3 separate regions of the Mus musculus genome follow, and all the other regions are linked to region 2. A link is a loop called in an ENCODE intact Hi-C map of the cell type or tissue named here. Cell type or tissue: left cerebral cortex. All regions are shown on one strand. Links, peaks and the distances in the headings refer to the core of each region. The heading gives the core; the rest is flanking DNA.

What was found. Peaks named below come from ENCODE experiments on the same cell type or tissue, not always from the same donor. Only the 100,000 strongest peaks of a DNase experiment are listed, where the experiment ranks them.
Region 1: it touches region 2 in a loop (22-fold over the local background); 2 of 42 quality-filtered maps call a loop at or near these places.
Region 3: it touches region 2 in a loop (16-fold over the local background); 5 of 42 quality-filtered maps call a loop at or near these places.

Annotation. Positions count from the first base shown.
Region 1 is chr17:72,812,464-72,822,749 of GRCm38, reverse strand. No RefSeq gene overlaps it. Among named protein-coding and RNA genes, the nearest start is that of Ypel5, 19 kb to the left of the region's middle. In left cerebral cortex, for the core only: no CTCF peak of the experiment used is centred there; DNase peaks (open chromatin) are centred at 2,109, 2,814 and 4,976; H3K27ac peaks cover 455 bases.
Region 2 is chr17:73,706,688-73,716,973 of GRCm38, reverse strand. Galnt14 (polypeptide N-acetylgalactosaminyltransferase 14) reads left to right here and starts at 6,523. Exons shown (of 15, transcript NM_027864.2): 1 at 6,523-7,043. The coding sequence starts at 6,915. It overlaps Gm52320 (a long non-coding RNA gene), which reads left to right and starts at 9,328. Exons shown (of 2, transcript XR_003952420.1): 1 at 9,328-10,286. In left cerebral cortex, for the core only: a CTCF peak has its summit at 6,862; DNase peaks (open chromatin) are centred at 6,564, 6,832, 7,245, 7,663 and 3 more places; H3K4me3 peaks cover 1,754 bases; H3K27ac peaks cover 2,054 bases.
Region 3 is chr17:73,513,476-73,523,761 of GRCm38, reverse strand. It overlaps Galnt14 (polypeptide N-acetylgalactosaminyltransferase 14), which reads left to right. Exons shown (of 15, transcript NM_027864.2): 9 at 1,041-1,144. Among named protein-coding and RNA genes, the nearest start is that of Capn13, 120 kb to the right of the region's middle. In left cerebral cortex, for the core only: a CTCF peak has its summit at 5,099; DNase peaks (open chromatin) are centred at 4,219, 5,204 and 5,785; H3K27ac peaks cover 1,873 bases.

The DNA.
Region 1 (10,286 bases), core at 1,921-6,920, 890 kb after region 2:
TATATGCGCAAGTATATGTATGTGCACGTGTTAGGTGTTTGTGTGCGTGAGCACGTCTGTGCAAGGCCAGATGTCCTCTATCACATCCACCTATTCTTTTGAGGCCAAGTTCTTCCCTGAACCTGGGTTTAATGTTTTCTCATGTAGGCCAGAAGCCAGCAGTCCTCAGTAGTTGTCTCCTGCAGAGCTGTGGTTCCCGGCATGCTTAGGATCCAAACTCTGACCCTCATGGTTGTGCAGCAAGTGTTTCTAACCACTGACTCATCTCTCCCGCCACATATTTTGCTAATAAGTGATGCTGTTTTTGCATTTATGTTCATGAACAACATTGCTTTGTTTTGAATTTTCTTCATTTGGCTTTGGTTTCCAGGTACAGTGGCTTCCTCGTGTGATTTGGAAAGTGATTCCTCATGTTTCCAGGGAGACGTTGTTTAGAACTGCTGTTCTTACTCAAGTGTTTCACAGAACTCTCTAGTAAAACCACTTGGGCCTGGGGGCTGTAACAATTTCCTTTGAGGTCATGAGCTATTCAAAGTATATGCTTCGTATTGGGTATGATGTAGTGGTTTTTGTTGGTGAAAAACTTGGCCTTGCTGTTACAGCTCACTCACTGTGTGTGTGTAGAGTCATTTCTTAAGCTTTCTGGTTATGTTTTTGGTGTGTGCCTGCTCTGTGGCAGCTCCTGTTTCACTGTTTGTGTCTTCTTTCCTTTCCCTTTCTCAGTCTTGCCAGTCATTTCTGCTTTACTCATCTTTGCAGAGCCAGCACTCTCTCTCTCTCTCTCTCTCTGTCTGTCTCTCTCTCTCTCTCCCTCTCCCTCTCCCTCTTCCCCCCTCTCTCCCCCTCTCCCTCTTTCCTCTCCTTCTCCCTCTCCCCTCCTCTCTCTTTGATCTTTTTGTTTTTCTTTACTGCTTCTGCAGCTTATTTTAACAGCCTGTTACCTTCTTCTTCAGGCTCTCGGGGTTCCAGCTACATCATTAGCTTTGGGCCTTTCCTCTTTTCTAATGTGAGCACTTAGAGCTGGGAGTTTTCCTTCCCCTAGTGCTGTGCCCTCATGTTTGGATAGGTTGTATTTTCCCTCGCTCAGGAGGCCCTCCCTCTCTTTGCCTATGAAATATTAAACGTGTGCTCTTAGTTTCTGAGCATGGGAAGATAGGAAGTCTTCCTTCCATTTCTAGTTTGATTCCATTGTGGTCAGACAATACAGTGTATAATTTTAACTTTCTCTGTCTTAAAAATTACATTTATTCATTTATTCTCTCTCTGTCTCTGTCTCTCTCTGTCTCTGTCACTCTGTGTGTGTATATGTGTGTGTATGTGTGTGTGAGTGTGTGTGTATGTGAGTGTGTGTGTGTGTGAGTGTGTGTGTGTGTGTGAGTGTGTGTGAGTGTGTATGTGAGTGTGTGTGTGTGTGTGAACATGAGTATATGTGCTGGTGTATGCATAGAAGGATGACAGAGAAAAACTTCTGGGAATTGGTTCTGTTTGCATCATGCTATTGTTCCCAGAGATCTTTTTTGTTTTTTTTTTTTTTAATTTTCTGTTTTTACTTCCTCACTTTACATCCTGCTCACTGCCCCCACCCCCAAGTCATCCCCTTCTAAAATCCCTCTCCTCCCCTCTTCCTTTTCCCCTTCTCATTTGGGCAGGTGGAGGTCCCCCTGGACATCCCCCCACCCTGCCACTTCATGTCTCTGTGAGGCTAGGTGCTTCCTCTCTCACTGAGGCCAGACAAGGCAGCCCAGCTGGAAGAACATATCCTGTGTACAGGCAACAGCTTTTGTGGGTAGTCCCTGCTCCAGTTGTTTAGGACCCACATGAAAACTGAGCTGTACATCTGCTACATATGTGCAGGGAGGCATAGGTTCTGCCTGTATATATTCTTTAGTTGGTGGTCCAAACTCTGAGAACCCCAAGGGTCCAGGTTGGTTGACTCTGTTGGTCTTCCTGTGGAATTCCTTCCTATCCCCTTTGGGAGCCACAATCCTTCCTCCTATTCTTCCATAAGAGTCCCCAAGCTCCATCCACTGTTTTGGCTGTGGGTATCTCTATCTGAGTCAGCTGCTGGGTGGAGCCTCTCAGAGGACAACATGCTCCTGTCTGCAACAGGATAACAGAGTATCATGATTAGTGTTAGGGATTGGCGCTTGCCCGTGACAGCTGTGACAGCAAATTGTAAGGGCTGCATGGAGGTGTTGGCAGTGGAATGTAGGTTCTCTGGAAGAGCAGAACACGATGTTAACCACGGAGCCATCTCTTTAGCCTGGACTTTGTCTTGACTATTTTTGAGATAAGAACACTTAAGCCTCCAACTATAACTATGGGTTTGCCTATTTTTCTTTTCAACTCTATCAGGTTTCTTTTTTTACACATTCATTTAGAATTGCTACGTTTGCCTGACTGATTTTTACTTATTTATCGATATGGGATGTTCCTTCCCTGTCCCTGGTAATTTTATTTGACTTCAAGTGTACTGTTGTGCATTTTCTATCATAGTATGCCATTTGTACACTCTTCCTTCCCATGTTCTTCTGTACAAAATGAAACTCTCACACACGAGTCACTTTTTTTTTTTGAAAGGATCTGGAAGGGAAACCCTTGAAAATATTCGCTTTAGTTACTTATAGACTCCACAGTTACAGGTGATTTTGTTTTCTTCTCTCCATTCTTATATTTGCTGATTTTTCTTTGCAAGAACACATACTACATACATATGAAAAGGCCTTTTAAAACAGAAAACAGACAGACCAAAGAATTGTTCAAAAGTGAAGCCAGCTGTCAGTGGGCACAGCCTGAAAGGCAAACAACAGTCTCAGAATAGACACAACTACATACTCTGGCCTCATTTGTACAAATGATTCCATTTATATACGAGACAACTTGTGAGATGCAAGTTCCAAATCAGTTTTTCCGAAGCTGAAGCTTGTTTTAAATAGTCAAAGGAAAGTACTCTTATAAATAACACTGTAGTAATGTTCTCTCTAAAGTAGTAGCCATACATTTATTTGCATTATATAATTTATAGTGTTGAATACAGATTGACTAGCTCTCATCCAGAATGCCTAGAACCTGAAGGGTTTTAGATGCCAGATTTTTTTTAAATTTGCATACACAAACATATCTTGGGAATAAGATCAAAATCTAAACATGAGATTTCGTTCCTCTTTATATACAGCTTGTCCACCTAAACAGAAGGTAAATCTTGTGCATCTTTATATGGTTATTTTTATTTAAGTGCTTTGTAGTGCTGGAGATTGAATCCAGGGATCCATGCACTATAAGCAAGGGCTCTCCACTGAGCTACACCACAGTCCACACTGGTGCACCCACACTTTTACTGACGCCTGTCACATGAGGTCACATGTGCAGTTGTCACCTGTATTGTCATGTTGATACTTACAGAGTTTTGGACTTGAAACGTTTTGGAGTTCAGCTATTTGAATGTGTGTGTGTGTGTGTATGTGTGTGTATGTGTGTGTGTGTATGTGTGTGTATGTGTGTGTGTATGTGTGTGTGTGTATGTATGTATGTGTGTGTGCATGTGTGTGTGTATGTGTGTGTGTGTATGTGTATGTATGTGTGTGTGTATGTGTGTGTGTATATGTGTGTGTATGTGTGTGTATGTATGTGTGTGTGCATGTGTGTGTGCATGTGTGTGTGTATGTGTGTGTATGTGTGTGTGTATGTGTGTGTATGAGAGTGTGTGTGTGTGTGTATGTGTGTGTATGTGTGTGTGTGTGTGTGTGTATGTGTGTGTGTGTGTATGTGTACCTAAAGAGGTCAGAAAAGCTGTCAGATCCCTTGGAGTTGGAGCTATATAGGTGGTTCTGAGTCACCTGTCATGGCTCAAAGGAACTGTACTCAAATTGTCATCAGCAGCAAATGATCTTAACCTTGGTGCTGTCTCTCAGCACCTGCTTTCTTATTGTTGTGCTCTACAAATTAATCTGGAATTTAGAGTTTCTAGTACTTTGGTCATAAGATAGAAGGGAAGTCCACCTCCACTTACATTCCTGTCTTGTGATGGTTCAGCATGGTTTTCTTTCCACTATTTCACCTTACAAATGAGTTTCCAAGTCTACCTGGATCAAGCAGTTTCTACAATATTTCTTCCAGTGATTTCCATCTAAAGCTACTGAATGACTGCTCTCTGCTATGCCTTCTCCCTTGACTGGGCCCTGGAAATGAAGCAGACAGGGAAGAACCTCACGTAGGGTAGGGCTTGTGATGGGGGAGGAGACGATAACTCCACCTTCTGATGTGAAAGAAAGGCTCACTAGTGTTTAGGTGTGGATGGAAAAGGCCTTAATGAGGAGGTAGAATTGCTGCTCCCTGGAAGAGGAGACCAGGGTGTGGTGGTGAAGCTCAGGGATTTCCAGGAAGAGGAACTCACAAGAGAAGTGTGCAGATGCTTAGGCAACTGAGACAGGAAGACTGCTATAGTTCCAGACCTACCTGGGCTACCAAAGCAAGCTATCAAGGAAATGTCCTAAAGCTGTAATTTGTTTGAGGAACCAAAATGAAAATCTTTCTGGCTAGAGTGACCTAGAGGTCCATGGCCAGGGACTTTGGCCCCTGCTTATTTTCAGTCTCCTAGAGAACAGGCAAAGGGCCCCAGGGCCTTCCCTAGAGGTCTTTGTGTGCCTTGAACCAGCCTGCTCTAGTGGGTTCTCCAAGTGCCTTCGGCAGTGACTCTGGTTTAACTTTAGATGAATGGCTCCTATGTCATCCCCAGCCCCAGTTTCCCAACCAAGAAATGCGCATCTAGTCCTCTTCTCCGACTGCACTCAGTCTTTCCTTCCCCCAGATATTGTGAATTATTTGAGGACTAGAACAAAGTCTCTGCTTTACAGCTGACTCCTGCAAGTGCTTAGCCCATCCGCCCACCTCTGGAAGTGTCAGGCTGTTCCTGTAAAATCACATCAGATCCGCAGATGCAGTGCTACAGCTTGGGAGGTACAGGGCTGCAATAAGCTGGAGTTGTTGACCCAACTATGAAAACTAGCAATATAGCCAGTTATAAAAAGAAAGGGGAGGTCTGTGTGGGCACTGCAGCTGGCTTGCTGCTAGCTCTCGGCCTCCCCTCCATCTGTGATGGAGTAGAGTTGTTTCCTTAGTCATCCTCCTCACTCAGGGATGCTTTGATCGAAAAGAGTTGCACTATCTACCTGATGGGCCTCTTGGTCTGTGAGTATCTGAGGAGAGAGACTTACTACCCGAGCAGCCTGTTTATTACCAACACTATCTTTGAAAATTTTACAAAAGGAAAGAGTGTCAAGAAGGAAAAAAAAAATCCTTGCTCAGCTCCACCTTCAGAGTAAGAGAGCGAGCTTTCCAAATTTCAGTCTGTTGCCTCGGCCCCCTTGTGATGGTAGTTCATTATCAACTTGTCTGGAGCTGGAATCACTGGGAGACTGGGGAGGTTTGGCTCTGTTTGTATTTGTGAGTTTCCAGCATGAGTTAGTTGAACAAGGAAGAACCACTGTGCATGCGGGCAGCACCTGTCTGGAAGCGGGGAAAGGAGATGGCCAGTAGAACCCCTCCAATTCCCGTTCTGTTTCCTGGACCCTCTTTGCTATGAATTGCATCATCCACCCTGTCCTTTGTGCTATGATGGAGCAAATCTTCTTAAACCGAAATGAAGCCCCATCGCACCTTTCTGCCCGGTATTTTGGGGAGCAGCCATGATACAAGTATCTAGTCCATCCCTGTGCCATTCATTCTTCCATGGCATTCCCATGCCCTCAGAAAGAAGTGCAGGGTCCTTACAGAGACCTTCCAGGCCAGGCTGCTCTGGCTTCTTCGGATACCATACAGTTTTTTTGCTGCTGTTGCTCAGTCTTCCAGCTTTGCCTCAGTTCCTGGCCTATGCTGTCTTCAGCTGCTTCTCTGATGTCTCTGGCATTCCCTTTATCCCTTTATTGTTTTTTGTTTGTTTGTTTGTTGTTTTTCAAGACAGAGTTTCTCTTTGTAGCCCTGGCTGTCCTGGAACTCACTTTGTAGACCAGGCTGGCCTCGAACTCAGAGATCTGCCTGCCTCTGCCTCCCAAGTGCTGGGATTAAAGGCATGCGCCACCACACCCGGCTTCCTTTATCCCTTTATTTCCCAAGTGGACTCCTTCAATCCCTGTCTTGGTTATAGTAGCTTCACAGAGACCCCAAGACAGATGGCTCTCTGTTCCTTGTTCCCTCAGCCCCCTGAGCTCCGTCTCCAGTTTCCAGTGTTCCCTCAACCTCTGAGCTTCATCTTGTATTTCCTGTTTAATGCCTGGCTTCTCTGTTGGCTGGAAGCCCTCTGAGGGCAGTGATATGTTTGTCACCAAACTTGCACAGTGACATGGTAGCCATAGTCTTGAGTGCATGGATAGACTAGAGGCCTTTGAAACTGCAACACGACTAGACTTTTTTTTATTTTATTTTTTTTATTAGGTATTTTCCTCGTTTACATTTTCAATGCTATTCCAAAAGTCCGCCATACCCACCCCCCCAATCCCCTACCCACCCACTCCCCCTTTTTGGCCCTGGGGTTCCCCTGTACTGGGGCATATAAAGTTTGAAAGTCCAATGGGCCTCTCTTTGCAGTGATGGCCGACTAGGCCATCTTTTGATACATATGCAGCTAGAGTCAAGAGCTCCGGGGTACTGGTTAGTTCATATTGTTGTTCCACCTATAGGGTTGCAGTTCCCTTTAGCTCCTTGGGTAATTTCTCTAGCTCCTCCATTGGGGGCCGTGTGACCCATCCAATAGCTGACTGTGATCATCCACTTCTGTGTTTGCTAGGCCCCGGCATAGTCTCACAAGAGACAGCTACATCTGGGTCCTTTCAGCAAAATCTTGCTAGTGTATGCAATGGTGTCAGCATTTGGAAGCTGATTATGGGATGGATCCCTGCATATGGCAATCACTAGATAGTCCATCCTTTCGTCACAGCTCCAAATTTTGTCTCTGTAACTCCTTCCATGGGTGTTTTGTTCCCATTTCTAAGAAGGGGCAAAGTGTCCACACTTTGGTCTTCGTTCTTCTTGAATTTCATGTGTTTAGCAAATTGTATCTTATATCTTGGGTACGACTAGGCTTTAAGGTGACAATGTTAAGAGTCTCTAGATTGCACAGTGACATGGTAGCCATAGTCTTGAGTGCATGGATAGACCAGAGGCCTTCGAAACTGCAACACAACTAGACTTTAAGGTGACAATGTTAACAGTCTCTAGAACTTTTCTTTCATATTAAGAAGATAGTGTGTGTGTGTCTGTGTTTACATTTGGATACCTGAATTATAAAGATGTGTGTGCACATGTGTAAGGCCGGAGAGCTTGATATTTTAGGCTAGTCTGGTTATTGTGTCCCAGGGATCCCCCTATCTCGACCTCCCCAGTGCTGGAATTGCATGTCTTACCATCCCCTGTTCTTTGACACGGTGGTAGGGATTTGAGCTCAGATCATCCAGCTTACATGGCAGAAACCGTGCGTGCATTCTGAGATCTCTCCCCAGCCCCATTTAGTTCTTTGACTCCAGCAGTGGTGAAAAGTCTGGGGCCATGGCTGGGAAGTAAAGGGAAGCCGGGAAGCCACAGCACTTTCCAGCCTCGCATGCATGCGTCAGGCCTGCTGGAGCAAGACCCTGCTCACGAAGCATCTCGTAACTCCTTCTAACTGTGCCCAGTCTCTCACTCTGTGCCCAGCCCACAGAGGTAAGGACCAGCGGCTACGGAGAGCAGCAGCAGGTGAAGCAGACAGTAGAAACCTGAAGTAGACAGAAGATGGAGTCTAGTCTGTGGCCAGTGGGAAGCAGCGAGAGCTGCCCCGAGGCTTGGTCGGCTGCTGGGATCTATCAGGTACTGGTCCAAGTCAGGGTCTTGCCTTGGGAGTTGGAAAAGACTTGTTAACGTCATCCTTCAGTCTGGAGGCTGTGGAGCAGCCCTTGGTCTCTTCCTCTGTTTACATTAGTGTGTGTGTGGTGGGCACACATGTGGAGGTCAGAGGATAACTCCCCTTCCACCACAGGGATGGAGCTCAGTTGTCAGGCAAGCATCTTTTCCTGCTGACCCATCTACAGTTACAGACAGTTGTGAGCCATGTGGGTATTGGAAATTGAATCCTGAACCTCTGATAGAACAGCCAGTGTTCTTAACCACTGAACCATCTCCAGCCCCTCATTCCAGTCTCTTGATCACGATATTATAGTTATTTACACCACAACCCCATAAAGTGTCTACTTCCTGGCTCACCATATTCCTACTGAATACCACAAAATGTAATCTTTTCCACAGGCCAACATTTTCCAGAAGTCTTCTGCCCATAGTTAGAAGTCTGACGTCTCTTGTTCCCCTGAGCTTCTGCTATGGAGCCATTTCATCTCTCCGGACGTGGTGGGAGACCAATTTGTTGCTGTTTTCCTGAGCTTTGGCAGATGTCAGTTCTGAAGTCTTCTATTCTTAGTACCCCGGGTCTGTGGTAGAGCAGGACAGCTCGTCATTCCGCACTAGGGAAGAATGCTCTAACCTGCCACTTTCTTAGCATCTTAATGTATGCATCCTGCCTGAGTGTGTGACAAGCTGTCACCAATCTTCCTGGAGGTTGGCAGGGAAAGGTTCAGTGTACTTGCTCAGACTTAACTCGGCACCCCTCGAGCACACACTTCCCCTGTCGGGCACTAGATGGCAGCCTTTCCCCCCCTGATGAAAGAAAGTGCACAGATCATTCAACTGGCATTTGGAAGCCCTAGCCATCCATCTAGGATGATCGGAGGGAAGCTAAATATGTGTTTATGCAGCAGATCTGAACGGTCAGGCCCGTGTGAAATGGGGAGTGGTAAAAAGGAAAAACATAAACCTAGCCTAAAAGCCTCTCAAGCATTTGCAATTTGATGTGGGAAGGTCCTGCTATTTCACCACAGGTGGTCTGCTTTCAGGATCGAATAGGAATACCTGGCCATGGATTCTATGTAGGGAAGGAGGAGAAAGCCTCCTGGAGTTAGACCAAGTGCAGTGTGAGTTAATTACAGCTTTGGATCCCTGCTGAGAGAACACCAATATTCTAGCTGACCTAGGGACTGAGGTTTGTCTGGCAAAGCATGCTGGGATGTCCCATTCCTCAGGCCAGTGATTCTTGTCACCTGCAGTGAGCACAGCCCAGAGCCCAGTAGCAGCTGCTAAATTGCTGTTCTGAGAGCACCCTGTGGGGCTGGAGCTGGCAAGGGGAGAGAGAGGATGGATGAGGAACCTAGCTGAGAGATTAGCAAGGACTCACCCTCTGCGCAGGTCCAGTGGGAGCCACAGGCTTTCCAGAAGAGCCATTATTTAAGAAACCCGTTTTAGCTGGGCATGGAGGTACATGCCTTTTAATCCCAGCAACTGGGGAGGCAGAGGCACTCAGATCTCTGTGAGTTCAAAGCCAGCCTGGTCTACAAAGTCAGGGCTGTTACACAGAGAAACAAAAACAACAATAACAAAAAGACACCAGTTTTTTCTTTAAGCATCTGTCCCACATATGTCCCTGTGACTACTAACATGGAAAGTTTGAGGCCCACAAGGCTTGTGTGACTGACCTAGTTTTAGTGAGGGATGAGCACATGGCCTGTCACCAGCCATACTAGTGAACATAAAGAACTGCAGTACTCAGGAGCCCTGGAGGTAAGGGGCTTTTTGAACTTGGGCAGTTCTAGCTGTCTGGAATCACTCCAGGACTTCTTCTAGCAAAGATGGGGTTTATTCTGCATATAACAGGCTGCTTTTATTTTGGAGACAGGGTCTTACCATGTAGTTCTGGCTGGCTGAGAACTCACTATGTAGACCAGACTGGCTTTGAACTCACAGATATCTACCCATCTCTGACTCTCAAATGCTCTACCACACCTAGACCCAGCTAACAGGGTTCTTTTTGATAGTATTTATTTTTAAGTGCTAGAGAGACAGAGAGAGAGAAAGAGAGAGAGAGAGACAGAGAGAGACAGCGAGAAAGACAGAGACACAAAGAGAGTTTGCAAGTGCCTGTAGAGACCACAGGTGTCAGATTCCTTGAAACTGAAGTTACAGGTGGTTGTTAGTAACCTGACATGGGCACTAGGGACTGAACTTGGGTCCTCTGTAAGAGCAGTAGGCATTCTTAATTGCTGAGTGATCTTTCCAGCCCCACAGCTAACAGTTTTTGAGCACTTATCATGGCAAACACTTGAGTACCAGTTGGTTCTCACAGACGGAACTGATAGAAGCCCTGACAGCCCTGGGGACATACCTCAATGGTGGAGCATTTGACTAGTGTGGGGAAGCCTCTGGATTCAGTTCTC
Region 2 (10,286 bases), core at 2,729-7,728:
TTCCCCCTCCCCCCAAGGATTTGTGCTTAGACTGTACATCTGGCCTCTTTTCCATTACTGTTCAAACTGGCCTTTGTCGGATCAAGCCAGAGAAGGGGATTTACCTCTTTTGTGTACAAGAGAAATATTTTCACTTGTCTCACAAAAATGATGACCAAAAGGTGAGCTAGCTGGGAGCTGCGTGAAGTGAATTTTCTGTGTAGAGAAAACCACAACACGGGGATGATGCTAATATCATTTTTCTGATGAAACTCAGCTAAGTTCAAATGCTACAAGCACTTTCTGAATAATCTGTGTCTAATTAATATTTGTACTGCACTTAGTGAGCAAAATGGAAGAGAGGTGCAGAGGACGGCTCGAAAAATGATTTTCCTGTGGGGATGTAGTTAATTTTCAGTTGGACCAAGGTACCTGTAGCTAGGAGTTGTACTATCACCCAACTGAGACACACAAGGAGGGACCAGATCGCTAATGCTCAAACCTTTGTTCAGATTGCCAGCTTATATTTCTGAGAGAGCTGCACATGTGTGTGCCTGTGCGCATGAGTGTGTGTGTATGTGTGTGTGTGTGTGTGTGTGTGTGTGTTAGTCTATTTATTTATATTCCTCACTCAGAGCAAACAGCTCAGAATCTGAGCTTATATTTGTTGTTTTGATGATTGTCTGGACACTTCTGGGTTTGGTGGCTTCCCCATCTCCACTCCCAGAAGTGTCTGGGCTTCTTGTTCCTCTTGGCCCATCAAGCCTAGGGAAGAATGTCTGTTGGGAGCATGGTGCATAGTGAGGAGGGGTAGAGGTTATCGTAGGGAAGATATGGTATAGTCCAACCTGACCACGAACATATTGTCTTGCTCTTAGCAGATTGTGCAGATTTTTCTGGGCTACAATTTCTTCAAGTACAAACTGAAGAGTGTCAAACTCTTCATTTCCAAGAGAGTCAGTGACTTCCAAGTTTCCTCATTGGATCCTATGACTGGGTCACCTGATCCATTTTCCCCTCTGCTCTAGCTAAATATACATGTCTCCAAGATAGGAAACACAATAGAAACATCTGCTTGGGGCCACATTCTGTTTGTAAACTGCCAAGCAGCAGGCTAGATCCAGATTACATACCAGTTTTGTTTACTCGATCCATTTTTCTTTCTTTCTTTCTTTCTTTCTTTCTTTCTTTCTTTCTTTCTTTCTTCCTTCCTTTTTTTTTTTTTTTTTGGTAAGGGGAGGGGCTATTGAGTTAGATACCCACAGTTAAGATCCAGGAGACTTCATGATGTTACATCATCATCTAGACATCTGTTTCTGTTGATGATCTGGAAAAATATGACTGCAGTTGATTTGGGCTTCCATGCCCCCCCCCCATTCCCTACTGCTGTGATCGTCATCATCAGACCCGACACACTAATGTCGCCCCCCCCACTGCTGTTTGCATCCTGTTTACACCCCTATTCCTCCACTTCCTCTCATTCCATCCATTCATGTTACTTTCATGGCTTACAGGCATCTGGGACGGAGGAGAGGTAGTTGAGGGGATGATTATAGTCTGAGCTCAGGAACTCCTTGTCCTCTACAGGATCCCAGGTAGGTGCTTTGGGGGATCTGTGAGCTACTATGTAGGTGCAACGTCCTCAGTTGTGTGGATGGGATCTGAAAAAGCACTGGCATCACAACGTGTGCCACACAAAGCCAACTCTATTTGTCCAGATCATCAATAATAGTCTCATTTGACTCAAACTCAATATATATTAACAACTTGAAGAGCACAGACCCATATTTCAAGCGTTCTTCCTTCTAGAAACTTCACTGGAAATTCTCCTGTTAGTCACTCCTGTTAGTTACGATCTATACCAGAAATGTCTAGACCGTGAGAGGGAAAGTTGTTGACAATGCTTCCAGGAAAATGAGCAGACGTCATTCTTCTCAGCCTGTAATGCCTGCTAGTGAGCCCATGTAAAATGTGCCTTGGGCTCCAGTGATTGTCCTAAAGTGGCTAGCCACTCTTAGGGTGTGCTTGGCACCTTTTTGTGGAAGTTTTAGGCAGATTGGAGAGACCTATACAATTTAGTTACTTCTAAGACGTAGCTTTCCCCTTCACTTTGACTTTAGGCTCATCCCTGCAAGCTGAAGCCAACCAACAAAGATGACCATATTGGACTACCACCTCCCTTTGACCTGTGGGATCCAGGGTATGGCAATTATGATCGGGTTCTCCGAGTCTTCAGACCATGCTCTTCTTTTTGAGAACCCCCACTAGCTAATTTGGGTTAAAGATTTTTCTTTTGTGTTTTTTTTTCCCCTTAAGCTGAGTCACTCCTTCACACTAGCTAGAACATTGTATTATCTATGCAAAACATGGGGGAGGGGATGCCACCACTGATGATCAAACCAGTTTCTACAACTAGCTAAGACCAATCTCATTGTAGCAGTAGTAAATTTCACACTTGGCATTTGGATAAGGAACAAAGAAAGTTTGGGGGCATTTCAAAATAATGAAAACGCAGGCTTTTGAAATGCAAAAATCTAAATCCCTTTCAGGGAAGCAAATTACACAGTAGTGCATAGGAAAATAAAAAAGATGAAGGGAGGGGCTGAGGTATCAGGAGCACGAAGTAAAAATGTTTAATTGGTAAAGATCCAGAGAGGTGACCGTTAGACGCCTTACCCTTAGATAGAGCCACACGTGTACTCATCAAAGATGAGAGGGAAAGCCACTGGCTCTATTTCTTTGACAAAGATGCACCAATGTGGCAGAAAGGGTGGGCATGGGCTTGCTAATAACCCATTCTCCTGCACCACTCAACCTAGATGATGCCATTGCTCACTGCAGACAGAGCCCTGGTAGGAGACCCAGGGCATGCGATTTTGACAGGCTTTATGATAGCAAGAAGAAACAAGAACTCAGAGGCAGAGGGGGCTGATGTATTATTTACAGCTAACACTTGAATAGGGTCCACTGCAGGGGTTAGTTCAAAGACTGTGCCTGGAGGGCTGTGGAATTAAGACAGACATCTTTGAATTCTCCCTATCACCTTTTCTTTTTCCTTTCTTTTCTTTTTTCTGCTGGGGAACCCTGCCAGCGCTGGAGCAGCATGCAAGCCTCTCATCTTACTGAGCTGCCATCTGCCTGGCCCCCTATTCACCTTTCCCCCTGGCCCAGAAGAGGCCTAGCTCCAGTAGGTCAAAATTGGTGAGGCTGACATCAGGGGCACCTCACAGGTGGCGGCAGGTCAGGTAGGTACGAAGATGGCAAGATACGCCTATAGCCACTCGTGTGCAAGAACACACACGCACACACCCCTGAACTCACTCACGGTGGGGAGGGAGGAGGGACTTGAGGAGTCTGATCCAAAGGGAACAAAGGCTGCTGCTTCTGCAGTGAGCCGAAGGACTGGTGACAGGCGGACAGCGAAGGGAAATGCAGGCAAAGTGTGAAAACCCACAGCAATTGCTGCCAGAGAGCATATGCATCGGACTTCACAGCTTCCTCCTGTTTCCAGCTTACATTTGCTCCATATGCTGCTTCACACAGCTTTCTGGGGGCCATAATGGGTTTTATTCCGTAGTTTTTATACTAACAGGAATGACTCACATCTGCTCCACTACCCAATTTGCTCTCTAATGTCTTCGCCTGTGAGGAGAGAACGGCTTATACAGAACTTCACAACGACAGTAGTGGCCACAGAGAGTCCAAATTTGGGGATAAAGAAAGGCTAGACCCTTAAATGCTTCAGCCCAGGGTTGGGGGTTGGGGGGGTTCTCTGTAAGAATGTCACACTACACAGGGGCAAATTGGACCTCAGAGATACGAACGGGCTGAAGAATTGTGACCAGGAGGTAGGCTCTATTTAGGTGGAATGAGACTCCTAATTCAGAGCAGATTTTTATTTTGTTTTGTTTTCTTACAAAATTGCTCAGAGATTTTTCTCCCTATCTTGGTTGTGATGAGAAAGAAGTAGTTTGGGTTAGTCACCAATGATATAGCTCATCTACCCTGTGGGGTCACCAGGGCTCTGTGCTGTTTAGGCTGATGTGTGTGTATGTGTGTGTTTTCTTGTGTGAGTGTATGTGCACAGGCATGTGAAGACCATAGGATAACCTTGGGTGCTTTTCTTCAGTATCATCCATCTTGTGTTTTTGAGACACAGTCTTTCACTGGCCTGGAATTTCTCAAGCAGACTAGGATAGCTGGCCAGTGAACTTGTATTGACTTACCCGTCTCTGCCTCCTCAGCGGTGGGTGTACAAGAATTCAGTTTCTTTCTTTAAGTGAGTCTAGGAATTAGACTCAGAACCTTGTGCTTGCAAAGCAACCACTGTACAGACTGAGTCATTGCCATGCCCCTAACTCCGTTATTAAAAGAACTTTGACTATCTGCCCAAGCTTGGAGAACTCTAAGATACACTGGAGTGAGACCTACCATGCTGGGACCTGCCTGGAGATTTTTTTTCTGGCTTCCAAAACTTAGAAGACTCACCTGTAGTGTCCTCCCATTTGTAATGGCACTTACTGGCCTAAAAGCCTAGACCAACATATTCTATAGTTGGGTCGGTTAATTGCACTTAGCAAAATCGGAGCCTTTAGAAATCTTTCAAGGCCCAGGGACTCTTCCCCATGTGAGAGGAGGACAAAATAGTGATTCAAGAGCAAGAGCTTTAGAAGAATATCTTTGTTCTTCCCAGTGTTACGTACTCTCCCGCGGAGCTGTTTCACCCCAGGGCCTTGGTTTCCCCGTATGCCAGTCTGAGTGAAGCAGGCGTGTGAGGCTGCACCATCTCAGGAGCTTGGCGGTGGTGTTGTGTAACTGTCTGCCATCTGTTACTCAGAAACAGCCCCACAAAGCGCTGAGCAATGGACTCCGCTGCTGCAGCTCCTGCCTGGCGCTCATCAGCGAGTCTACAGCTTGCTCGGGAGGTTCTCGGCAGAGCTGACACAGAACACTTTGCAGGCCCAGGACTGGGACTCTAGGGTGAGGCTCTTGGAAGAGATCCAGAGAGCTCAGAAAGCTGCGGGAGTAGGTGCTCTTGCCACTCGCCAATGCTCCTTGGACAGTTATTCACCGAGGCCTTTGCCTGCTTAAACAACATCTGGAGAGAGTGGACCCAACCTTTCAGAGGCTACGGGTCCAATAGAGACAAGTGTGAGATGCCAGCAGGGCTCTGGGGGCTGACAAGCCTTTTCTGGCTGATTGATTTCCAACCTCAAATTTCTTACCTACATCTCCGCTCCAGAGCCTTTGCCTTATGGCCGAAAGACAAGGTATCAAACACCGGAGCTGTTGGGGGGTGGGGGACACCTCTGTTTCTGAGCAAGTGTCTGGAGGGCTCCATGGCACTGGAGGAGGAATTCTGGAGAACTGACTGGTACCTTTCTCACCTGCAGTCGAGTGTGGGTGCTACCCCTATACTAAGCTCCAGTCTGTGAGTGAAGACAGCAGGGAGCATGCCGCTGGGCCACTCGGTGTCATTCTCACTTGGAGAAACTTGGAGCATCCCTGTAACTAAAACAAGGACTCCAGTGGCCAGGGCTCTGCAGACTTCGCAAAAACTTCCACCTTTTCTCTCTGAACTCTGAGGTAACGCAGCATTCACATCTGAAGATGAGGCACAGTCTTAAGACTTAAGGAAGGGAGAGGCTGACGCTGTGATTTGCCCTGTTGGTTGGGTAGGCTAGGCTAGAAACCACACCTCCCTATTCTAGAGATATGGTTAGAAATTCATCCAGCCCACCTGAGGCCTGTATGGAAACTGGAGTCAGAACTGTTCCTGTCTCTAAATCCAAGTGACTTTAGTCTGTAGCTGGAAGATGTATTCCTTAAAGGCAACTGGGAAAGGGATTTGGGGAGCTACTCCCACACACCCCAGGGCCACCTTTCACAAAACTTCCGGTGGTTGTGCTAACATTAGACCCTTTTTTTCTGGCAAGCCCCAGAAAAAGGGCTTATTTTTACAAGGAGAAAAAAAAAATCCTCAGGGATTTACTTTTGCCTTAATTTTTAAAAGGACATCTTTCGAGTTAAATTTAGACCAGCTCAGTTTTCCATTAAGAGAAAGTTGCCAGGCACCTACCTGCTCAAAGGCAAAGAATACCCTGGGGAGATGGCTGAACTCGACCTTGGCCCTGAAATGGTCAAGTCTGAACTTGAGACAACATCTGGGTCAACCAACCCTACTATCCCAGTGATGGCTCCCGGCTAGCGAACCCTCCTGTGAGCACCATGTGCAGAGCCCCGCAGCAAACAGAAACTCCTCCCCGGTAGTGCCTCACCTGGCGCGGGCTAGTCCTTAAGTATCAGCTTGCTTGATACAAGTCAGTATCCTATAACCGGTCCCCGCCCAACCCCTCCCAGCACAACCCTAGCCCAGGATGGTCCCAGAGCTGCATCCAAGGTCCCTCAACCGCAGGGTGCTCCACGGTCGGCGGGAGGCGGTAGCGCCCCCGCTCAGAGCCCGGTTCGCTCCCGCCCCGCTCTCCCTCGGAGTCAGTCTGTCTGTCGGGCCCGCCCTCCCTCCGCGCTCCCTCCTCCTCGTGCTCCTCCGGGGGTGCCGGGCACAGCCTCGGATTCCACCTTCCCGGCTGCTCGAGTCAGTTTCCCTCGCGGCAGCAGCGGGCAAAGGCAGCCGCGGCGCACAGCAGCATCGCAGCGGCCGCCGCGGCTCTCCGTTTGGAGCGGGCGCCGGGCTGAGCTGCCCCTCGTCCCTGCCCGGCCGCGTCTCTAGTCTCCGGCGCCCCTCGCCGCTCCGTTCCCGGCTGTGGCTTCTCTCCGAAGCGGGCGGGGCAGGATCCCGCCATCCAACATCGGGATCCCAGGAGCAGCGTTTCTCCTAGAGCGAGGCGCTCGGCAGACTCGTGCCCCGCCACCCCTGACCGCCGGGGGGTGCCCCAGGGACGCGTCGCCACCAAGAGAAGCAGGCAGAGGGGACCATGCGGCGGCTGACTCGCCGCTTGGCGCTGCCCATCTTTGGGGTGCTCTGGATCACCGTACTGCTGTTCTTCTGGGTCACCAAGAGGAAGTTGGAGGTGCCGCTGGGACCCGAAGTGCAGACCCCCAAGGTATGCCGTTTCGTGGCGCACAGGGCACAGGGCACCGGGCACTGGCAGGTGGAAGGGTGCGTGGTCCACGCACTGGGATTGAGGGTTCAAATGCAGGGGTGTCGAGGTGCTGCGATGGGGAACAGGCGCGGGATGCGGCCATGGGGAGGTGCTTGTGGAATTTAAGAAGCTTGGGGCGTCTCCATATCTTTGGCGTGTGTAAGTGGCAGTGGGCGTGGGTGGTGGGCGCGCGCTCGCAGACAGAGCCGGGCTCCCAACTTAACTAGCAGTCCGGTGGCCAAGGGGGCGCTGCGGACTAGCTACTTTGGGACTGGCGGTCGGTGGGTGCCGCTGGAGGGTCACTGGAGGTTGCTGGGTGAGCGATGCTGGCACCCATGAGAAGTCTGGTGGATTTGCGGACTCCTTCCCTTTGCTGCCAGGCCCCAGAGGAGGAGACGATGACCCGGGTGCTGTGCGCACGTGAACAGCACTAGCGACCCCCCTGGAGGCCTCCCAGCCTTCCCTACCCACCTGGCCTGGCCTGGTGCCACCGGCTCTGTGAACTGTTCCCCAGTTCATTTGCTGCGTTGGAAGTTGAATGCGCTCAGGACAGCACGGAGGAGCCCATAAGAACAGAAACCTTCCTACTGGCAGGGAGTTGTGGAAATGGGAATCCAAGTGGCTTTCCCAACTCTTGTCCAGTCGGTGCAGCCCAGAGGAGTGGAAGGTTCCCCCTACTGGCTCTCTCTTGAGATTCAGAGCCCCTGTCTTTCTTTTCCACAGCCTTGACCAGGGGAAACAGAGCGAGGCTTCTGGGGATTTGCTGGCAGCTAAGCAACCTTTATGAGCCCAGGGCAATCTCTAGGAGTGGGAAAAGACCTTGGAGGAGCCTGTAGTCGGAAAGAGGAAGACATGAACATCTCTGTGTTAAGTAGGAGTGGATCTCACCGATAAGTACAGTAGGGAGGGCCTACTGTGTGCTAAGTGCATAGTTGGTGTTTTCTTCATAAGGAGTTGTTTAATATTGTTCTTATTTCATAGATGGGGAAACAGGCCAAGAGTCTTTAATTAACTCGTCTTAGATCGTTCTGGGTTTGAACTCAGACCTCCACAGAATTTTCCCACTTGGATCCCAATAGACTCTTCTTTTAACCAAAGTACATTTTAAACCAAAGTTTTGGAATCTTGCCAATATTAGTTGATCGAAATAAGCATTTAGTTTAGCACCCATGGAGCTAGGCTCGGTGCCATTGGATGCAGAGATGCAGGATTTTCTCCTTGGTGGAGGGTGGTCTGCTCATCAGTGGTCCAGGACACGCAGGATTGATAGTCAAGTGGGGTCACTGCACTGGGTGTCATGGGAGCCCGGCCACTGCTGGAGGAGGTACAATAGGTGAGTTGAGAAGGATGGATCAGTGGCCCGTAGGCAGAGCACATTCCAAATAGAGAATAAGCCAGCTTTGAAGGAACAAGACAGCATGAAGCCTGTGGCGGTCAGAGGAATGAGACAGGGACAGTGTGTGTGTGGGTCTAGTCAGGAAGGACCATGGAAGCTGTGGGTGGTTAAGCAGGGTAGTGATGCGATCGATTGGTATGTCCATCAGGCAGCCTTTATAGTCCAGGATCTATTTCCTTAATGTTGCAGACCCTGACCACGAATCTGTAGGTGTTTTTCTTACTTTTCCCTAGGCGGTTCTGCTCTGTGTGATGCAGTTAATGATGCCTGCAGGGACATGAACTTTCTCTGTTTTGTGCTGAATCTCATTACCTCAAGCTGACTTATTCTTCGTTTTGCCCCAGGGATCTGGGGCAAGGGCTCTTTTTCCTTTGGGGCAGACTTTGTCTTTACTCCTCTCCTGCTCTTTATCCCGGTCTGTGCTCAACACAGAGTGACTGCTGGCAGCCAGGTACCAGGCACAGTGCTAGGCTTGAGTGCTGCTCTGAGGGGTCTGTCCTGTCAGTTTGGAGTGTGTGACACAAACTTTGGGGAGTTCCTTGCTGATGTAGGATCACAAGCAGACGATAGTCCCATATCAGGAATCTGTCTAAAACCGTGTTCCTGTCTCAACATTTCACTCACGCCGTATTTTGTATAGTTCTCCAAAGCCTCAATTATTCTATAGGTCTGGAAATCTTAACACATTTTACTACTAGGTGTACCCTTCCCCTATTTTTGGTTACTATTTTTCTAGATCCTATTTTTCACTAATATGTGTCTACCTATGTGTCTTGCGTAAATTTTAAAATATATTTATAGATGAGCATTCCCCCTGGATCTGTGTGTGTGTGTGTGTGTGTGTGTGTGTGTGTGTGTGTGTGTGTCTGAGGGTTACTATAGCTGTGATAAAATACCATGACAAAAAACAAGTTGGGGAGAGGAAGGTCTATTTATTGTACACTTTCGTATCAATGTTCGTCACCACAGGAAATCAGGACAGGAACTCAAACAGGGCAGGAACTTGGAGGCAGAAACTGATGCAGAGACCACGAAGGGGTGCTGCTTACTGGCTTGCTCTCCATAGCTTGCTTAGCCTGCTTTCGTATAGAACCCAGGAATAGCACCCACCCACAATGGATTGGACCCCTCCTCATTGTCTTAGTTTGGGTTTTACTGCTGTGAACAAACACAATGACATTTAATTGGGGACGGTTTGCAGGTTCAGAGGTTCAGTCCATCATCATCAAGGTGAGAGCGTGGCAGTGTCCAGGTAGGCATGGTGCAAGAGGAACTGATAGTTCTCCATCTTCATCTGAAGACCGCTAGGAGAAGACTGGCTTCCAGGCAGCTAGGGCAAGGGTCTTAAAGCCTATGCCCACAGTAAGGCACTTCCTCCAATAATGCCACACCTCCAAATAGGGTCCTTCCCTGATCCAAGCATAATTAAACCATCACACCCATCAACCACTAATTACAAAAATGCCCTACAGCCTTGTCTACAGCCCAGATAGCAACCTTATAGAGGCAGTGTCTCAATTAAGGTTCCTACCTCTCAAATGAGTTTAGTTTGTGTCAAGTTGACATCACAATGTGTATCTCAGGAAAGATGAAAGTGGAACAGTTTTATTTCCTGGGATTTGTATGAGCAGAAACTTTGTGTGACACAGAACACAAGTATTCTTAAGGAACACAGTAGTTCCCTCCAACTGGAGTGCAGGTTACAGTCACCTGGAGAGCTTGCTTGGCACAGAGATTTTTGGGTTTATTACAGAAGTTATGATTCTGTGGATTTGGGAGAAGGTCCTAGAGTTACTACTTCCACAAAT
Region 3 (10,286 bases), core at 2,400-7,399, 190 kb after region 2:
TCCTGACACCTGTCCTCGTTCTTAGAGAATTACCTGGTCAGCTCTGCTCTTCCTGTCTACCTGCCTCTTGAACATTTTCTCTTTCTCAGCAGCTTCTCTGGCATCTCTCTGAACAAACAAGAGGCACAGTAGGTTAAAGGAGGCACCACACACACACACACACACACACACACACACACATACACAGACACACACACACACACACACACAGACACACACAGACACACACACACACAGAGAGAGACATACACACAGACACACACAAGAAGGTGTATTAGTTTGCTGTAGCTATAGCAACCAATACCCAAACTGCTTAAATGGCAGAAACACATGCCATGGTTTCGAAGCAGGTGAGGCATCCCCAGATGGGGATGATCCCTCTGATGACTGCCCAGGCCTCTTTGCTCTTTACAGATTGCCAACTCCTCTCCAGTTCCCACACACTCCTCTTGGCATATTTGCATTTGCATGCCAAACTCCCTCTTTATAAGGACCCCAGTCACATTGGCCTACCCTAATTACCGTTTTAACTTGGTTACCTCTTTATAGAGGTAATCTCTTGTCTCCAAATAAGGTCACATTCTGAGATACTGAGAATTAGGATTTCAGTTACACTTTTATTTTTGGATAGGGGGAGGGAATTCAAGATACAGCCAAAAGGTAAAGGCACAGATCAGAGAAGTGAGCCCAGGTCAGGACCCGGCTGTGCTGTTCATGGCCCTTCTCTGCCTGGGCAGTGGCCTAACAGCTCTGCTCCAAGAGCCTCACTGAGCAGAACTGGAGGAGGAGGGGCAGGGGGAGCTCCTTGGAGGGGTGTTGATCGGTGATGTTTCCTGACTGCAAGGTCAAGGAATTGTCAAGCAGAGGACAGACCTCTGCAGCAGATCCTTGTTTTAGATAGCCTAAAAATATACTGGCTCTTCTGAAAAGGGCCAGAAATCAGGAGAAAAATTGCCTTGAGTTCTGGATTCCCAGAACCACAGAGTTTGAGTTTACTTCCTCATATGCTCCCCAACCTTATCTTCCTTCCAAACACACAGGACTCCAATCATAGCCGGAGGGCTCTTCGTGATCGACAAAGCCTGGTTCGATTACCTGGGTAAATATGACGTCGACATGGACATCTGGGGTGGGGAGAACTTTGGTAAGTTTCTATTTCATATCTCATGACCTATATAAGTTCAGTATAGCCTGAGGATTCTGTGTCCTTAACCTGGCAGGGGGTTTCTGGGAAATCTGAGTCACCCACTTAGGGAACAGCCTGGTTAGGGTCCCAGAACAGTGACTGTAGGAAGGCGGTCATAGCAAGAGATTTTCTCCATGGTAAATATAGACACCAAGTACCAGGGAAACCTGTCCAAGCAGGTTCTTAAGGGAGAAAGTGAGATGTGAAATCCAAGAGAACCAAGATGAATGCCAAGTTCGTGGGGCCAGATGCAGGTTTGAACTGGAAGCAGCGGACTTAGGAATCTGGAGTTGAAGAAGACTGAGAAGAGAAAAAGTGCGGCAGAGGGATGAGAGAGCAATCCCTTCTCATCGTCGTGCTGGGTTAATCACCACAAAAACCAAGAGACAATTTACCCTCGCCTTTCAGTGGGATGGGATCCAGGGAGGGAGAGGGGCTGGCTCGTAGGTGGCCTGCCCTAGCCATAGTGCCAGCTATATTTGCAGCTACAGGGAAAACATCTCAGATGGAACAGCCATTTCATCCTTCTACTAATGCTGAGTTATCCCCTGCCCTTCTATGGGAAAATGTAGCTTTGATGTAACAACCTTCCCTCTTGGGGTACTGTGACTATTTTGAGGTAACTGAGAATGGCAGTACGCCATGGGCATGTGAGTTTCTGCCTAGGAAGTGAGACCTGAGAGGGACGAAGTCGCAAGCAGGACTGGAGATGGCATGTGGTGGGCTTTGTCCTGCATATCTCCATCTCTCAGTGTACCTGGGGCCTTAGTTATGCAGGAGGCCCACAGTGACGACTGGTTGAGCAAACCAAACAGAAAAATGGAAGAGAGGGAATCATTATGTGTGGAGTGCTTCTCCTCTGTGCTAGCCCTGGGAGGTGTGCGAGCATGGGTCTAGGGAACAGTACACAGGCCAGAAAAGTGATCCGAGGGCTCCTCCTGGCACTGAGCTGCCTGGCATCAGCCACTGCCTTTGTTGTCTTCTGCCCATTGCCTTCAGGGTGTTTTATGGCTTTCTTTCTCAGTCACTAAGAATTATTTCCCAGAAATTTATGGCTTTGGCCTAACCCGTAGCATCTGTTCTCCCAACCTGGGCAGTACAGGGGAGAAATCTATCAGGAAATTGGTCTCTTGCCAAGTGGGGGTCAGACTGGAAGCACAGTAAACAAATCTCGATCTCCAGTCCCTAGCCTATAAACCAACAAGGATGGAATGTAACAGGAATTGTGAATGTGCTGGCATGGGGTTCAAGGCTAAGTCTGCCTACACTAGCCTAGGGGAAGCTGGATATCCCAGCACTCCTTACTGAGACGTTCCAGCCCTCCTTCCCAGCAGCAAAGAAGTGTTCCCTGTAGCCCTCTGATAGACGACAGTGGTCCAGTCTCTGCCCTAAAGCCACTCATAATGATTCAGAAATTTTCACTGTCCGACATATTGTGGGTTAAGAGTTTTTGTGAAATTGTTAGAAAATCCTTCTAAGTTACAGTTCAGCTCTATCCAGTTTGTCTCCTGGGGTTCTTTCTGTCCTCTTGAACTGTACAAGGTGAGGATGATCCCTCTTGGATGCAGCAGTCGCATTTGGATGCAGGTAGCACTGTCATTTGCAGGATGGCACATTCCGGTCTGACTTACCAGCACCCTTCCTTTCGAGCCATGTTAACACACAGCTGCTCAAATCAAGATGCAATCTCATCGAGCCAGCTCCTGAGTCGTTTGGTATTACTGAGGGCTGATTTGAATAAAGCAGTTGGTAAATGGTCCCTGTAAGGTGTGGGAAAGACATTTATAATCCATCACAAAATCTTTGAGACCAAAGAAGCACTGTAGACAGCCACCGCAGCAATCACTGTTTCCCCGCACCCTAACATTCTATTCTGCTATAGTCAGCCAATAGCACTTTGGAAGCCTTTTTTGGATCCTTTTACCCTCTTTTCTTTTTTCTTTTCTCCCCTTCCTTCCTTCCTTCCTCCCTCCCTCCCTTCTTCTCTTCTCTTCTCTTCTCTTCTCTTCTCTTCTCTTCTCTTCTCTTCTCTTCTCTTCTCTTCTCTTCTCTTCTCTTCTCTCTCTCTCTCTCTCTCTCTCTCTCTCTCTCTCTCTCTCTCTCTCTCCTTTTAAGTATTTTTGTATACCAGAAAAATAAGGTACTTTTTCCAAGAGCACATACATGACATGGTTATGTGCACGGGTAGCAGTTGCAAGGCGTGGATAACTAGACCACAAAGTATGAGAAGGTGGGGATTCTAAAGTGGTCCACATGTCTGACTGATGATCAGCTATCTGGATGGAGGGTGTGAGCGATGCTTTAGCTATAAAAGAGGATAAAAGAAGGTGCCTGCCAGAAAAAAGGAATCCTGTCTGTAGGGTATAGCCCATCACACACACCACCACCACCACCACACACACACCCCTCCATTCTGGCCACTCTTTGCTAAGTTGTTCTCCAACGCTATTTATTACTGTCCAGCTTCAGCTCCTGCCAAAGTGGTCTTGCTAAGAGACAAGTCTCCCAGGTCTGTGTCTACAAGGACTTCCTCCTGCCCCTCTCCTACAGAAGTGTCTATCTTCCTAGGTTCATCAGGCTGCTCTCCACACTTCCAACATTGGCAGACCCTCCTGAACTTTCAGACTATTCAGGCCTTCTACAAGAACAGAGAGCCTCCTTATGCATCCACTATGAACCCCTGAAGATGGCAGCTCTGAGTGACCTCTTCTACAGCTGGGACACTTTCTCTCTGCCTTCCCTTCTGCTACCACCCCTCCCCCATCCACCCACTTCGGCATCCCATCTTCTCAGCACAGTGTCCTTTATATCACCCTTCCACTGACCCATTTAAGTATGTGGCTGTCCAGTTATCGGTGCCTGTCCCACTGATGACTCTCTTAAAGCAAGAGCAGAAAGTTCATCTCATTTCTGATTCTCAATGCCCAGAATAGTCGAAACTGCTCACAAAATGCTTGTGTGAAAAGCGAGAGACTGAATGGGAAAGGATTTCTGGGTGGCAAGGCAATCCAGAAACATATGTCTCTTTGAGTTCCAAAATCATCCTACACCCAAACCCACGGATGCTCCAGTCCCTTATATAAAATGGTACCAAATTTGCATAGAACCAATGTGCAAGCACTTGTATTACTTAAATCATTCCCCCATTACGTATAATACATAATAGAACACACATATCATGTAAATAGTTGTTAAACTGCATGGTTTAGGGGAAGATAGTGAGGAAAAATGGTTATACATGTATGCTCAAGAAAAAGCAATTGTCTATTTTCAATAAAATACTATTCAGTGTTGGTTGAATCTGGGATGAGGATGAAGGGCAGACCATACCATGCACTAGGCACCATGTGAAACAGTTTACATAGAATCCAGTGGAGCTATGTTAGAACAGTCTCTTTGATTATATAAACAATAGCAGCAGGCTGGTATGTCTCTTTCTTCCAGACAGAATTTCTCTGTGCTCTAGACATGTTTGCCTGTGTACTGTTGACGTTAGTTCACAGCTCCAAAATGACATGTGCTCTTTGGCCAGGGTGACTATGACTGAATCCGATCCTACCCTCACCTCACCCCCATCTTCCACTGCAGAAGTGGCTGCAGGTGGATTGGCTGAAGGGCCTTGTAAAAGCCATACTGTGTCTTGGTTAACCTCCCCACCTGCTGACCTGGTACTTCATTCCCACCAAGTGTTTCTAAAATGAGCTGAGCACTTTTGATAATTATATCCACAGTTTAGGACACGAGCAGGCTTTAGGGAAATGTGGCTTTTAAATTTTTTCCGAGGTTGATTTGCATTAAAATTGGATACTTAAGCTCCAATTTACATAACACAGGATACATGTAATATATATCTACTTACTCAGAGCCTGAGCCACATCTCACTTTTAGCTTTTGGTCTCTAGAGGGAAAAAAGGAATCTGTTGCCAGTAACAAGTGTGTGCGAGGCAGGGTGGGGATGGGGTGCCTACTTCCCAAACCAGGAAGCTTTGGCACACACACAGAGGGAGAATACAGGAGTCCTGAATTTAGAATGGGGGATTTCCAAAGCACAGCAGGCACAAAGGACAGTGCAGAAAAAAGAAATGAGGTAGAGCCCAAAAGAGCCTTGCTACCACCCACCATGCTCAGAATGGAGTCTGGGATGCCAAGCTATTCCAGGCTCAGGAGACATGTATGGTTCAGGAAGAACTCAGGCTTTAAGATCAGATAGGAGTAAGTTTGAAGCCCATAGTTACCACCTAGCACCCTTGGGAAAGTTACCTCTCCTCACTGAGCCCATTTCTAGGTCTTGAAGGTAGAAGCAGTGGTTTCTTAAGTAAGATGAGCAGTTCCCTACCCCACCCCCAAAAGATAGCCACACCCAAATACCTGGAGCCTGTTTGGATGTGACCTTATGTGACACAAGGTTTTTAAGCAGTGTGATGAGGTCACCAATCAATGGGTTGGAGAATGTTGCAAATGGGCCCAATCTAATATCATAGAATCTCTAAAATCAGAGAGCTTTCTTAGGCACGTGGCAGCAGAGAGTTGGCATAAGCCAGGTGCCGTGCTCCAAAGGGACATTAGCAGCTGTTAGCTTAAAGATGGAAGAAACAGCAAAATAGTAGCTGAAAGAAATTCTGGGCCATCAGCCAGCAAGGAGAAGGGAACCCAAGTCCTGAAGCCTTGAGTAACTTTCTAAAATCAGTTAAGTAAGCTTCATAGCAAGTTTTCCTTCAGAGCCTCCATGAAGGGACATGGGTCTTGCTGACACCTTGACTTCAGCCATGGAAGACACTGAGTAGAGGACCCTCCCAAGTCCTCTAAGTTCGAGGAGAATCGTTAAAGCAACATAAGAAACAACATAAGAGTCTCATCACATCCACATGTCATGAGACTGCGTGAAAATAGCCGAGTGTCTGCTCCACTAGAGTTGGCTGCCTTCCCTTCAGGATCCTTCATGGCCAATGTCTCATAAAGAAGGATAGTCTGACCTGCTGAGATACCTCAGTGCCCCTGCCTTTGCTTTTAGCCCAGGGTTGGGGAAGTGGCCTCAATAAGGGCACTCACATTTGAGGAAACATCATCTTTCCCCAAATATGTAATGATACATGACACCCTCTTGGCTGCTCTGTTAGAGCCCAGTGCCCTGTGTGATTCTCCAGGCCCAGATGTGATCCCACAGGCCACCTTTTGTTGCTGCTCCTAAATGTCCCACATGCTATCAAAGAGAGACAACAGTTGCTTATTTGCCATCAGAGTTTGGAACGTTGAAGGATGTTCATAGTCACAGGGCCATGGGTGATCACCGTGGACTTGTGGTTAATAGTTGTCCAAAAGTAGAGGGCTGGGAATAGCATCTGTTGTCCCAGATGTGAGGTGGAATGCATTTGGCTCACAGATCCAAAGCTATCTTTTATAGCCCAATAAGATGATCTCCAGTCGAATCAGAGCGTTCGTTAAAAAACAGTGGAATTGTCTTAGTTGATGTTGAGCTGCTATAGCAGGATACCACACTGGGTGGGCCAAAGGGAAATATGGAATAGAGAGTGGGAAGTCCAAGATTGGGTAGGGTTTGCTTGCTCCATCATCCTTTGGCAAAATGTACAAGCTGGAGAGCTCAACAGAGGGCAAATTCTTCATCCCTTTATAGCGACAGGTTTCCATAATAACAACTCACTCCCTAGATAACAGCACTGGTCCTTGCACCAGAGCCAATCCCTCATGACCTTTTGGAGGTCTTGTGTTTTTAACAGTTTTGCTTTGAAGATTAATTCTACAGCCGGTGAACTGGGGAGGAATACGTACTGGCCTTAGTACACACAGAACTTGCTTCTTGACCCAGTAAGAGCCAGGAAATTAAAGATTACTGAATTACCTGACACATAGGTAAGGGCAGATTTATGCATGCCAACAGACTGTGAATGTCTCTTTCTGCGCACTACTGTCTGCTGCTCTATTTCCTTTGTCCTCACCAGGTTTAAGCTCCTCAAGAGGTAAATAGATGATGTGATCACATATATCAATGTGATCACATACACAATTGTAACACTCTAGGATACTCCATTTAAAACATGATCCATGGGACCAGCAAGATGACCCAGTGTGTAAAACACTTGTCCCCAAAGCCTGATGACTGGAGTGCAAGTCCCAGTTCAAGCTCCTTCCACCTGGTGGAAGGAAAGAACCAACTCCCACAAGTTGTCGTCTGATGGGCACCCAGATTCAATGGCATGTGTGCACATGTGTACACCACCCCTCTCACATCCCTCTACTTCCTTCTATACTCCCAACATACACTGAATAAATAAATGAATGAAAAATAAACAGAGCTCATTGCACACAGCTGTTCTTATGTGAACTGGTACCCTTTACCCTCGTTAGAATTCAGGCTATGAAATGAAGCCAGAACCTTGACCAGGGATGGTGTGCTTCCTGGAAAAAGAGCTGCTCTCTGGACCCTGAATTCCTACCCACCACTTATGTGCTCATCAGATGGGTGTTGATTCTGGTAAGAGGTGAGGGTCCTCAGAGGCAGTAAAAATAGCTGATGTGCTAATGAGTACATGGTAGACAAGGGAAGAAAATGCAGGGCGTGAGGGCAATCTTCTCTCAAATATTAATCTGAAGTTAGAAATATAAGGTTCCATCACAGTGCCCCAGTGAGGATAGAGTAATTACACATCTCCCTGCCTGAGATGTGGAGTATGTGTGACATTTATCACCAGGGAGATGATGCAGGCACTGACTAAGCGAGAACCCCAGAAGACTCTATAGAAAGACTTTGCCTCCTTCCAACCTCACTGAAGAGATGGTGGCACCACATCAGTGCAAACATGGAGAGCAAGGCTCTAAGAATGCCTGGCTTCCCACTGCAGCATCCGTGGTTCTCGTGGCACTTGTCCAGGCCCTCTTTGAGAAGCTCAGGTTCAGCAGACTTTCTCAATGGCTTTCACAAAACTGCTAACCAAGCATGCCCAGTGTGTGAGCATGAGAGATTGCTCATCCTCCTCAAGTCACAATGCAGATAAGGGCAGGCTGGTTGTAGATCCTAGGTTTTAAGTATTCTGCAGAGTAGTGCTTAGAAATCATTACACTAACCTCAAAACTCCTCATACCACCAAGAGGACCTCTTGACTCAAGTGACAACACGGGGACCCATAGCAGATCCAAAACTCCTGTTACAACAATCTGGGCTTGAGAGCTGAGAAACCTAACTCATGCCAGGCCAAGGACTCCTGTAAATGGAACAGCTGGTCTGAAGGATCGAATGTGTGAGTTGATGAGGCAGAAACTGAATGGTTGCTTCTTGTCCTACTTGTGGGTATTTTGAAGACAGTACCTGTGTCTTAGGGTGCAATAGTGGTGCTCAGTCCTGGGGAAGAGGGGTTTCAGGACAACAACTTTGAGGTTGAAGTTGGGAGAAGTACATCAGTTCCTGATATCTTGCTGTTGGTTGCCCTAGCATAGCTGCACTAGAAAACAAGACATCAATAAGCAGCAAGCAGGACTGTTAGAAAGATCGACAGGAAACTCCCTGACCTATAAGTACAGGAGGATGTTATTGTCTCCCTGGCTAAGGCCTAAAGAATTGTGATAGTTTGAATTTGGGCTCTAACACAACACAAGAGAAACTGAAATGGTGGAAGATAGGCTTAGAGGAGGAAAGAAGGTGGGACTATGGGATGATGCCAAGAGATGTAGAAGAGGTAGCATGGTGGGTCACATGTCTCTCTAAAGTGTCAGGTCTCTGAAGTTGAACACTATCTGGTAGTGATGGGGATGCTGGTACAGAGGAAAGTTCTCAATGTCATCAAGAGGACCCTGAAATCAGACAATGGAACAGCTGATATTGGATAAAGATAGTCAATGACAGCATCACAGAGGAAATGAGAATGGGACAAAGGGTCAGGTGATGGCACTGTTTTAGTCAGGGGACTGAACATGGCTGGTGGAGGGCAAGGGTCAGTGGACTCAGAAAAGAAAGACTGGTTGGAGGGTCTTCAGGGAAAGAGGTAGCTTATAGAGTGGGGAGTGTGGGATTGAGGTTGCAAGAATTTGCTTTTCAAATGAGGAGGGACATATGTCTCATTTGAATACATGGAAAAGAAGACACAGTAGCTAAAGCGTATGCATTTGCTTAGGGAAAAGCTGGCACAAAGTGTGTAGCTTATATCTAGTAAGCCAGGCCGTCATCTCATGTGCTGTGGGTTTATAGAGGTTTCCTTTTCAGGAAGTGGAGCAGACCCTTCTTGGGTTCCCCAGAGAAGAGTTGACGAGATCACACACAAGGAAAGAAGTCCTATTCGCACATGGAACTAACAGGATTCTACATCTGACCCCTGAGATTGTTCATTGTAGTGTCTGATCAAGATGTAGATGACAGACAGTTGGCTGAGCCACATCTTGCTTAGTGACTCACAAACACCAAGCTCAGACAGAAACCTAGCCACAAATGCCAGTTCTCTATATGTGGGACATCCGAGGAGACAGGAAATCTCAGGTATTAAGTTAGTAAGCCCCGGTGTCTCCTATAGTGTTGGCAGATGCTAGAAGTGACCTGTGAAGAGGTACACCCAGGTGGGTGATGTCACTGGTGTCTGGGTTCTCGAGAGATTGCCTTCACAACAGTGCCCTTGAGTTTCCGACAGTAACTCAGAAGTCTCTTTCATTTGATACTGACAGCAGTTCTGTGGAGCATGTCTATGGTTCTTGGTTTAACTCACAAGGAAATCAAGATCAAACTGTAGAAAGCTGGAGCCTGGCTTTCCCAAGGCTGCATCTAACAGGTCTGTCCAGACTTGGTAGACAAAGACATGTCTTTCCTTGCCTTAGGAGGAGACAGAAGGGGGCAAGAAATGTGCAGAGGACATGGGAAAGCAGTGGGTTGGGGGTGGGGCAGAATCCTATCTTAGGTGCCCCCTCTGAGGGCTGTATGATGGAGGTATAACAGGGAAGCAGTAGAGAGACACCAGTTAGGGGAGGCAGGAAGGTAGAATCCAGGCTGTTGGACATATTCAGGTTTGTGATGGAAAAGGCCTGGGGGTACCTACATCCTCACTTTCTGTTTCTGGACTAGGACTGCATCACAGGGCCAGCCAGTCTTGGATTTTTTTTTTCT